Linked DNA regions of Homo sapiens: region 1 is linked to region 2. Evidence: chromatin contacts called from ENCODE Hi-C data. All regions are on one chromosome and are shown on one strand. Each heading gives the region's core, a stretch centred on a gene start or an enhancer-like site at or near the end of the contact. The rest is flanking DNA. Distances are from core to core; before and after follow the strand shown.

Region 1 (5,974 bases), core at 3,475-5,974, 77 kb before region 2:
TTGGTACCAATCACTGTGGAGAATCATCAAATACTTGCCAAAAGTAAAGCCAGCCTAAAGACTGAGTCTTGAGTTTTCACTGAAAGCACATGACTAAGAATACACACTCCAGCAAATCCACAGCCCAAAAATAGCACTTGTACTTACCAACTGGTCTTCTCAGTTTACACTCTTACTAGCAGTATAAAATAAAATATTTCTAATCAAATATTAACATTACTAAAGACGGATGGCTTAGTTGGACACAATGCTTAACATAGCCGTAAAGATGCAAACAACCTAACGTTCAAGTTTTAATCTGCCTTTTCCAATGCTAAAGTCTCAAACTGTCTTTTCCAATACCAACTGTATCATAAATCAGCTAAAGCATAAACATTTCTTGAGGCTATGGTGAGCTATGATCACACCACTGCACTCCAGCCTGGGCAACAGAGTAAGACCTCAAAAAAAAAAAAAAAAGTTAAATTCCAGCAATGACATTTTACTGGCAATGTTTGTTTATGTAACTAATTAAGTGCTCTATTAACTTCTGCCATTAGAATTTCATTTTTAAAATTAGAAGATAGTAGGAAATTAGCCAATTGGAGATCACTGATTCCTCATGTGTTTAATTGTGAAAAAAGTAGAGAAGATGTAATAAATCTTAGATCTATTAAGTCTAAAAGGCAAAATGTTATGTTGTCTCTCTTACAATCAATTTTATAAATTAACTCTCATATTCAGTATTTAAAGGTGATTTAGAAAGCACATACAAAATCAAGGCTTACCTATATGGGTAAATTTAGTCTAAAAAGTCTTCTTATATTTTAAAACATAGAAATGAAAGTAGCTATTAAAAATTGATGCTCTGGAACTTGAATTTTTCAGCCTTCTTCAGCCAACACTTTTGTTTTCATAACAGTGTCGTTTATTTTATTTTTATTTTATTTATTTATTTATTTGAGACGGAGTCTCACTCTGTCACCAGGCTAGAGTGTAGTGGCGCAATCTTGGCTTACTGCAACGTACGCCTCCCAGGTTCAAGGGATTCTCCCACTTCAGTCTCCCGAGTAGCTGGGACTACAGGTGCATGTCACCACACCCAGCTAATTTTTGTATTTTTAGTAGAGATGGGGTTTCACCATGTTGGCCAGGATGGTTTCGATCTCTTGACCTAATGATCCACCTGCCTCGGCCTCCCAGAGTGCTGGGATTACAGGCGTGAGCCAACACACCCAGCCAACAGTGTCATTTAAATCCAAGAGAAAATATATCTGGAAGCAGAGTTCTAAAAATCCACTGGAATGTTCATTAAAAAAAAAAAAAAACTCTCATAACAATGAACTTTTCATACATCTTAGTGCTATGGTTTAAATATCCCTCCAAAACTCATGGTGAAATTTAACTGTCATTGTAATGGTATTAGGAGGTAGAGCCTTGAAGAGGTGATTACGTCATGAGGGCTCCATCCTCATGAATGAATTCATGCCATTCTCATGGGAGTGCAACAGTTACATTAGAATTGGGTTCCTAATGAAAGGATAAGTTTGGACACATTTATCTCTTGGTCTAATGTGCTCCCTTGACCTTCCAACATGTTAAGAGGCAGCACAAAGGTCCTTGTCAGATGCCAATACCATGCTCTTGGACTTTCCAGACTCCAGAACCAAAAGCGAAATATTTTCTTTATAAATTACCCAGGCTGTGGTATTCTGTTATAGCAATAAAAAAAAGTAGGCTAAGATACCTAATAAGAACACAGGTCTCAATAATGGGCAGTAAAACTAAACCAGCAAAAGAACTGACATGCTAAGAAACATCTAAAAATATACGAGTCATATGAGTGGCCTGAACTATGCTGCTCTTTAGGCCCTGATCTCATCAATGCCACACTTCCCTGATGCTTGGGTTCTGGTTCTTTGAATATATCTAGATACAGGAATTTGGGCAGAATGCAGTAATTAGTCCCAGCCATCAAATATACGGTATTCCTCATCAATATCTATTTCTCTCACCTCCACCCTAATCAGAGGCACAATTTGGATCACATGTAAGCATAAATAGATTACAAAGGCCCTTTTTTAAAATGGGGGAGTGTGACTGGGCATTGTGGCTCACATCTGTAATCCCAGCAATTTGAGGGGCCAAGTCAGGTGGATCAGCTGAGCTGTGGAGTTCAAGACCAACTTGGGCAACAGGGTGAAACCCCATCTTCATAAAAAAAATAATAATTAGCTGGGGAGGTCGTGGTGCAGCACCCATAGTCCAAGACACTCCAGAGGCTGAGGTGGCAGGATCGCTTGAGCCTGGGAGTCAGAGGTTTCAGTAAGCAGAGATGATGCCCCTGCATTACAGCCTGGGCAATAGAGCCAGACCCTGTCTCAAAAAATAAAAAAAAAAAAAAAATAAGGGGGGTATGCTTCAACTGACACCATTAAGAACATAGAATGATAACACTCAGAATGGGAGGAAATATTTGTAAATCATATATCTAATAAGGGACTTGTATTCAGAATATATAAAGAATTCTTGCAACTCAATAATGAAAAATACAACTAAATTTTTGTAAACAGGCAAATGATCTGAATAGACACTTCTCCAAAAACGTGAATAACTAATAAGTATATGAAAATACTTGCTACATTAGTCAGTAGAATCAAATCACAATAGAATCAAAATCACACTGAGATACCACTTTACAACCACTAGGATGGCTATAATAAAAAAGACAATAACAAGTGTTAGTGAGTATGTACAGAAATTGGAACCCTCATACATTATTGATGGGAAGGTAACATGCAGATGCCTGGAAAACAGTTTGGCAGTTTCTTAAAATGTTCAATATAAAGCTACCACATAATCCAGCAATTCCACTCCTAGATATATACCCGAGGAAAATAAAAGCATATGTTCATATGAAAACTGATACATCAATGTTCATAGCAGCATTATTCATAGAAGCAAAAGAAAGTGGAAATAACACAAATCCTACCATCGATGAATGGATAGGTATGCTATATCTCTACAACGGAATAGTATTTGGCAATTAATAAGAATGATGCACTGATAAAAGCTGCAGTATGGATTAACTTCAAAAACGTTAATCTACGAGAAAGAAGCCAGTTACAACAGACCACATGTTGTATGATTCTATTTATTCGAATGGTCTTGAATAGGCAAATCTATAGAGACAATAAAGAGATTACTGGTAGGAAGTGGGGAGGATGGGAAGTGACTGCCTAAGAGGTTTCTATTTGGGGTGATGAAAGTGTTCTAAAATTAGATTATGATGATAGTTACAAAACTCTGTAAATACACTAAAAAAAATCCAACTTTACACGTCAAATAGGTGAATTTTACAGTATATAGATTATATCTCAATAAAGCTGCTTAAAAAAGGGAACGAGGAGGATGCAGTAACACACGGTATTTCCCGGTGCCTTTGAAGACTGAATAGTAATGATCAGATCTTTTGTCACTTTGGAAAACTGTTTCTGTGTTTAAATCCAACACTAAACAAGACATGAAAATAAAATATCATTGAAGGAACTGGGGTCCTGGAGATAGCAGCAAAATAGTATGTGCATTTTAAGGAAAATACATGTATTAAAATAGGTCCACGGAATACAGGTGGTGTAAAGGCTTTGGCAAACAATGGATAAATATTTCTCAACGGAACTAAAGGGCTTAATGAAAGCTGTTGAAAAGCAACAGCAGCAGCAGCAGCAGCAGCTTTTCCAAGTGCCTATGGCTCTCAGTATCTCAAACTGATAGATTTTAGGATCTGCTACTCCTACAATTAACAAGCATCTCAAAGCATGATAAGTAACGGGCAGAGAGAGTGAGGTAATAAGACTCAAGGACCAGCTCCTTACACGTGGGATAGCTGTCTTGCACTCTATACTGCTGCTTTTTTTGGGAAAGCCTTCGTTTCCATTGGCTGGGTTCGGAGACCCAAGCACTGCAGCGCTAGCCTAGCAGCCCTGAATTACTCGGCGGTTCCCAGGCCTGCAGGGGAGCAAGGAGGGTGTTCCGGAACCATAGGGGTCACAGGTCGCAGGTCCCTGGCGCGCAGGAGCAGCAGAGAAATCTGTGGGGCGCCGAAACCAACCCCACTCACCCCAGGCGGGGGACTCTGCCCCGCAGTCCCGGTTTCGCGCTGAGCACGCCACGCAGCGAACCTCCCTAGGACTCAGGCCGCAGGGCCGCCAACGTCCCCCGGGGCCTCTGCGCCGCGGGTGGAGGGGTGCAGGCAGCCAGCCTGGCTCTCCCTTGACGCCTCTTGGCGCGGTCCTACCTTCCTCCGCCAACACTTCCAGGAGATCCGGGTCGCCCATCTTCGCCAGCTCGTTAATGGCACTGGTGCCTGAGAGGCAGCAGGAGAGGGGCAGCTGAGACAGACGTGGAGATCTGAGGCAGGTGCTGAATCTGACTGTGGGCCGCCGGAGTTGCTGCTGCTGGACTTCTAAGGGCCTGCTCTTCCTTCTGCAGGCCTCCTTCTCCTCCTCCTCGGACTCCACCGTCTCTGGGCGCCACAGCCAGCCGGCCTTCCTCTCCGGCGGGTACTTCCACTCGACCCGGTCCCCCACAACCTGCTTCGCGCGCTTGGCCCTGCGCTTCCCCACCCTCAGCCGGTAGCGCTCCTGGGCGCTCTCCCAGTACTTCTCCAGGCACCTGTCCCTGTGCCTGCTCGGCAGCTGATCCCGCAGCCGCCACTCCTCCCGGTGCTCGCCAGGATCCTTTCCACTCCTGCCCTCTGGCAGCTTTCCTTTCCCCTTCGCTGCGTCCCTGTTTCCACGCCTCTTTCCCCGCCTCCAGACCGCAAGACCGGCCGGCGCCCCACCCTCGGAGACCGCCATCTCCCCGCCCCCCGGCCCGGCTGGCTCCACGCTGGCCCCCTCCTCTCCGCTCAAGCCGTCCCCAGGTCCCTGCTCTGCCGCCTCCCGCACCTCCTCCGGACATGCAGCCTCCCGTCCCTCCTCGGGACCCGCCGCCCCCCGGCCCTGTTGGCCGGCCTGCTCCATTCTGTACAGGCTTCGCACGTCCTTTTCCACTGGGTCCACCCACGACCAGGAATCCTGGTTCCCCAGGGCTGCCGCTTCCCTCCTGTCGGAATCCTCCTCCTCCGATCCCCAAAGGGGGTCCCGATGCTCCCTCAGCCGGTTGGCCGGGTCTTCATCGATCCGCTCATGCGTGCCACTCGGAGAGAACCCCTCTCCCAGTTGGGAGTTACTTTTGGTCTCGTGGGGAAAAGTCCCTCTCCCTTAAAGGAACCCCTCCCTTTTAAGGCCGGCTCATGGCCCGAGACTCCAAGGTGCCAGCAGCCCCTTCCCCATAGCGTCTGGAGCGGGAGTATTGACTTTTCTCCTGGCCCTGCCTGCTTCCTGGGTTCCCAGCAGGATCTCTGCCCTCTACAGGTGGGGGAAGGTCATCCCTTGTGGCCTGAGTTCCAAGTCAGCCTCTGCCCCTTAAGAGTTGGATAGTGTGGGGCAAGTTTCTCTAAGTTTCAGTTTCCACATATTTAAAGGAGAATGATAATAGTACCCACCTCCTAGGCTGTTGAGAGAAGCACGGTGCACAGTCCTTGCCACAGAATGTGTTAAACATTTAGCTGCTATTAAGATTAACCCATATTATAGTCCAGCTGGGATGACGCCTGTCATCATCTCAGCTGGACGATATCGCTTGAAAGCTCAGGAGTTCAAGACTAGCCTGGGCAACATAGGGATACCCCTGTCTCTACAAAAAATTGGAAAATAGCCAGTCATGGTGGCAGGCACCTGTGGTCCCAGCTACTCGGGAGGCTGAGGTGGGAAGATCGCTTGAGCCCAGAAGATTGAGACTACATAGAGCCACAATCATCCCGCTGCACTCCAGCCTAAGTGATGGAGAGCAAGACCCTGTCTCAAAAGAAAGTAAAGAAAAGAAAAAAAGAAGAGGGAGGAAGGAAGAAGAGAAAAAAAAAAGAAAAGAAAATTAACTCATATTACATTGA
Region 2 (5,194 bases), core at 76-2,575:
CAGGAAAAGATGTGCTAATTTAAAATATAAAGAAGCAAACATTCTTAGAGAGAGAGGAAGAGGGAGTGCAGGAGCAATTCCAGTGGTCTAAGTAGGCACAACAGGTAGTCAGTACACTTTTCAGAATGCTGTTTTATCTCGGTTGATTTCCCTTATGAATCTTCTAAACCTTGCACATGTTTACCTTTGATTAAGTATAAGCAGAAATTTAGTTTCCTTGAAGAAATGGCTTTGCCTGATGATATGGTTTGGATCTATGTCTCCACCCAAATATCATGTCCAGTTGTAATCCCCAGTGTTGGAGGGGTAGCATGGTGGGAGGTGATTGCATCATGAGGGTGGATTCTTCATGAATGATTTAGCACTATCCCCTTGGTGCTGTTCTCCTAATATATGTCTCACGAGATCTGGTTGTTTGAAAGTGTGTAGCATGGGGCCCCTCACTCTCTCTTGCTCCTGCTCCCACGATGTGAGAAGTCTTGCTCCCCCTTTGCCTTCTGTCATGATTGGAAGTTTTTTGAGGCTTCCCCAGAAGCAGATGCAGCTATGCTTCCTGCATGGCCTGAAGAAATGTGAGTCAATTAAGACTAGCCTGACCAACATGGTGAAACCCCCTCTCTATCAAAAATACAAAAATTAGCTGGGCGTGATGGTGGGTACTTGTAATCCCAACTACTCGGGAGGCTGAGGCAAGAGAATAGCTTGAATCCGGGAGGCAGAGGTTGCAGTGAGCCGAGATCATGCCATTGCACTCCAGCCTGGGCGACAAAAGACAAACAAAAAAACTGTCCGTCTCAAAAGACAAACAAAAAAAAACTATTTTCTTTATAAATTACCCAGTCTCGAGTGTTTCTTTACAGCAATGAAAGAACATACTAATACACCTGATCTTCTATAATCTAGGATCAAGGAGAGCTGGTATTAAAGAGCTAAAACTTGGCCAGGCCCCAGGAACTTTGCTAGTGTAGCAGACTGACAATATCCTAGGTAATTGCATAGCTCTTGCTGCTCTCAATCTGGTTTTGCATCCAACGGGCTATGATAGTGCACCTGATATTTGAAGCTTTTATCATTCCAGTTTGCCTTTACAAACTTCCTAAAATGGTAACATAGGGTGGGAAATTCTGGCTTGAACAGCCATCCATTATTATCCCAGACATATTGTGGCTGCTGCCGGTAATGATTGCTGAGCTGTTCTATTAAAGGCAACATATTACTCCGCAAAGTTTATGACAGTAGTCTTGCTGAAACAAGCAAATACCTTCTATTATGCTAATGTTCTATTTATATAACAAATAGCTGGCCTCTGGCCCTGCTTTGTCCTCTTATGTGTGTCTGGGCTGTTGGGTTTGCATGTTGGTGAATATTTTTAGGCTCCTTAAAGCAGCCAGAACAGCAGTCAATGCAGGATCATCCTGACAGCCTGTTTTAGATCTTGACAGCCTGTTTTAGATCTTGACACCTGATGCTTTCTCTGAGTGCTTTATAAAAGCAGCATTTATAATTTCCATCCAGTCATAAAAATCTGACGTATCTTTTCAGAAGAGAGCTTTGCTATAAAGAGGGAAAATTGAAGTAAATTAAGTCAGGGAGCTTTTTGAGCCATCAAGTAAGATGTTGTATACCATCATGACATTTCAACCCACAACTTGGTGCTGAATCTTATCAATTGAGCTGATGAGCTGTGTCTGCATAAAAGTAAGAATACTAAGCTAGTCAAATACCTTTCTAAGAAGCTTGCCTTATCATAGTCTATTTTTCCAAGCACCTAATCAAGGGCATTTATTTCTCACAGTTGCAGTAAAAGTGGAAGTATCAATAAAGACCAATTGTTTATTAGAAATTGCTCAGTGTTGAGCAGAGAAATTTGCAGAAATCTTAAGCTTCATCCATTCAGGTATTCATAAAAGCTTCAGATGCCTTCATAATTAGAAGCTTATTGCAATTAAACACCAATAGTTTCTTTCTTTGCATGATTGCAGAAAGAAGGATTAGCAGAAATGGATAAATGAAAAATATTATAGTGCATAAACTAATTCTTAATGTACTTGCTCTGCTGTGTTAGTAACTGGCAGCTTTGTTTTGTCTCCAAATGCCCTTTCCAACTGTATTCATGAGGGAAAATATTTCCATGCATTTGGATTAAAACTTATGAATTTCCTCTGACTTTTCTCCTCACACTGAGATAAGAAATAGATTTATAACTTCTTAAAGTCTCAAATCTTTAGAGATTAGATTAGATAGCCAAGTCCAAGATATTATTTACACATTTCAATCGTGATTCAAAGGTAAGTGTCCTCCCTCCTTCCTATATCCCCAAAGTAAAGACTGAAGTTGTCTATAGGAATGGAGATACAGCCAGATCTTTCTCCTTTATTCCACTCACCTCTTTTGTCTTTCATACAACAGTGGGAAAAGTTAGTGTGGGGGCCATAGGCTCCTGGTCCCCTAAAGGTTTGCTAAAAATCACTAACATGATTAATAAGAGAAAAGGCATACAAATGTATTTAGCATAGATACATTGGAGCCTTTAGAATGAAAATCTAATTTCCCAAAGAGTTACAGAAACTTAATATACCATTTTGAGGTTATGGAATGAATGGGGGCTTACATTCTGGCCAGCAAAGGTGACCTTGTTATGTAGCGAAGCCTCCCCTAGAAAGAATAGATGGTAAATGTTTCTTTTCAGTCTTTTAAAGGTGTCAGAGTCTCAATCCCTCCCGGATCTGGGGAAAGGTGTAGAAAGGGAGGGGGCATGACTGTATTAGTGGAGATTATCTATAGATGGAAATTTTCCCCACTTAATTCAGCTTTGCAAGGCCACTTCTGTCAGGATGGCTAAGGGCAGCCATTTCAAAATATGTCAAAGAAATATATTTTGGTGTATTTTTTTAAAATTTCCTTCAATAGGAAGAGGAGATGAGAGGATAAGGCAATTTTAAATCATGACATCTTTGTGTGAAACATTATGTCTGTGATGATGAATCCTAAGTTATATTACTGGCTTGGATTTCTCCCTTAATCTCCAGACTCATATTTCAAACTGCCTACTCAGCATGCTCACTTGGATTTCTAATACTCATCTTAAATTTAAGATGTCCAAAGATCAACCAATACCTTTCCCCTAAAACTTCTTGCACCTCCAGTCTACTCAATCTCAGGGAATCATCTTTCCAGTTGTTGAGTCTTTGGAGTCATCCTTGATTCTCTCTTCTTTTCATATATTCAATTTTTCAGGAAATCTTGAGGATGCTGCCTTCAATATACATCCAGAATTCACAACTTCTACTGCTACTAGTGGACTCCAAGCCACTACAATCTCTCATCTATATTATTTTCTTCAACCTGCTCTCTTTGTCTCTACCCTTGTCCCTTTGTGCTTAATTAGAAGCTAGTGTGATCCTTGCTTAAAGCCCTAAAATGACTCTGTTTTACTCATAGCAAAAGCAAAGTTGTTAGAATGAACTATAAAGCCCAACATAATCTGGTCCCCATGATCTCTCAGACTTCATCTATGATTGGGTTTCCTTGCTGTATTAGCACAGCTACATTGGCCTTTTTCTTGTTCCTGAAGCATGCCAGGAAAATTTCCATCATTTGGGTGTTTGTACTGGCTGTTTCTTCTACCTGTGTGCTTACTTCATTATCTCCTTCAAATCATTCCTCAAATTGTTACCTTCTTTTACTAATGATGACTACCCTGTCTACCCTGGCATTCCTCATTCTCCTTAGTCTGACCTTTGTTTTTTTTTTCACTTTTTAAAATTATATTTTAAGTTCTAGGATACATGTGCACAATGTGCAGGTTTGATACATAGGTATACATGTGACATGTTGGTTTGCTGCACTCATCAACTCATCATTTACATTAGGTATCTCTCCTAATGCTATCCCTCCCCTAGCCCCCCATCTACCGACAGGCCCAGTGTGTGATGTTCCCTGCCCTGTGTCCAAGTGATCCCATTGTTCAATTCCCACCTGTGAGTGAGAACATGCGGTGTTTGGTTTTCTGTCCTTGTGATAGTTTGCTGAGAATGATGGTTTCCAGTTTCATCCATGACCCTGCAAAGGACAGGAACGTATCTTTTTTCATGGCTACATAGTATTCCATGGTGTATATGTGCCAAATTTTCTTAATCCAGTCTATCATTGTTGGACATTTGGGTTGGTTCCAAGTCTTTGCTATTGTGAATAGTGCTGAAATAAACATACGTGTGCATTTGTCTTTATAGTAGCATGATTTATAATCCTTTGGGTATATACCCAGTAATGGGATTGCTGGGTCAAATGGTATTTCTAGTTCTAGATCCTTGAGGAATTGCCACAGTGTCTTCCACAATGGTTGAACTAATTTACACTCCCATCAACAGTGTAAAAGCATTCCTATTCCTCCACATCCTCTCCAGTATCTGTTGTTTCCTGACTGTTTAGTGATCGCCATTCTAACTGATGTGAGATAGTATCTCATTGTGGTTTTGATTTGCATTTCTCCGATGACCAGTGATGATGAGCATTTTTTCATGTGTCTGTTGGCTGCATAGATGTCTTCTTTTGAGAAGTGTCTGTTCATATACTTTGCCCACTTTTTGATGGGGTTGTTTGTTTTCCTTGTAAATTTGTTTGAGTTTTTTGTAGATTCTGGATATTAGCCCTTTGTCAGATGGGTAGATTGTAAAAATTTTCTCCCATTCTGTAGGTTGCCTGTTCACTCTGATGGTAGTTTCTTTTGCTGTGCAGAAGCTCCTTAGTTTAATTAGATCCAATTTGTCTATTTTGGCTTTTGTTGCCATTGCTTTTGGTGTTTTAGTCATGAAGTCTTTGACCATGCCTATGTCCTGAATGGTATTGCCTAGATTTTCTTCCATGTTTTTTATGGTTTTAGGTCTTACATTTAAGTTTTTAATCCATCTTGAATTAATTTTTATATAAGGTGTAAGGAAGGGATCCAGTTTACAACCTTGTTTTTATGTTTGCCTCTACCATTAGAATAAAAGTTCTCCAAGGGCAACAATTTGTGTCTGTACTGTGTGTTAATGTATCTTTAGCACCTAAAATATTATTTAACATTGTCTAGAAACTAAATAAAAAATTATGGATTGAATTGGGTGATGTACATTTTTGGATTATTGAAAGCTTCCTGACACTAGAGACTTTTCTTCTACAGTTCCTTTGACCTGGACAGATGCATTCACTC

Evidence for each region. A loop is a pair of places that touch in the nucleus more often than their neighbours do. Pooled maps may share reads with other maps.
Region 1: a loop to region 2 is called in a pooled map of gastrocnemius medialis, with 4 times the contacts of the local background. The contact joins the promoter of ANO5 here to the enhancer-like site in region 2. A Hi-C loop is called at or near these places in 1 of 50 pooled maps.

What each region holds. Positions count from the first base shown.
Region 1 is chr11:22,191,835-22,197,808 of GRCh38, reverse strand. ANO5 (anoctamin 5) reads right to left here and starts at 4,724. Exons shown (of 22, transcript NM_213599.3): 1 at 4,277-4,724. The coding sequence starts at 4,316. RefSeq lists enhancers at 3,907-4,096, 4,347-4,436, 5,087-5,156, 5,187-5,246, 5,477-5,566 and a silencer at 4,857-4,906.
Region 2 is chr11:22,111,927-22,117,120 of GRCh38, reverse strand. All of the region lies in intron 4 of LOC102723370 (a long non-coding RNA gene), which reads right to left. All of the region lies in intron 1 of LOC124902645 (a long non-coding RNA gene), which reads left to right. Among named protein-coding and RNA genes, the nearest start is that of ANO5, 79 kb to the left of the region's middle. Within about 2 kb of position 1,325, at least 2 of the 41 ENCODE cell types and tissues checked have a DNase peak (open chromatin) inside an H3K27ac peak, as active enhancers do.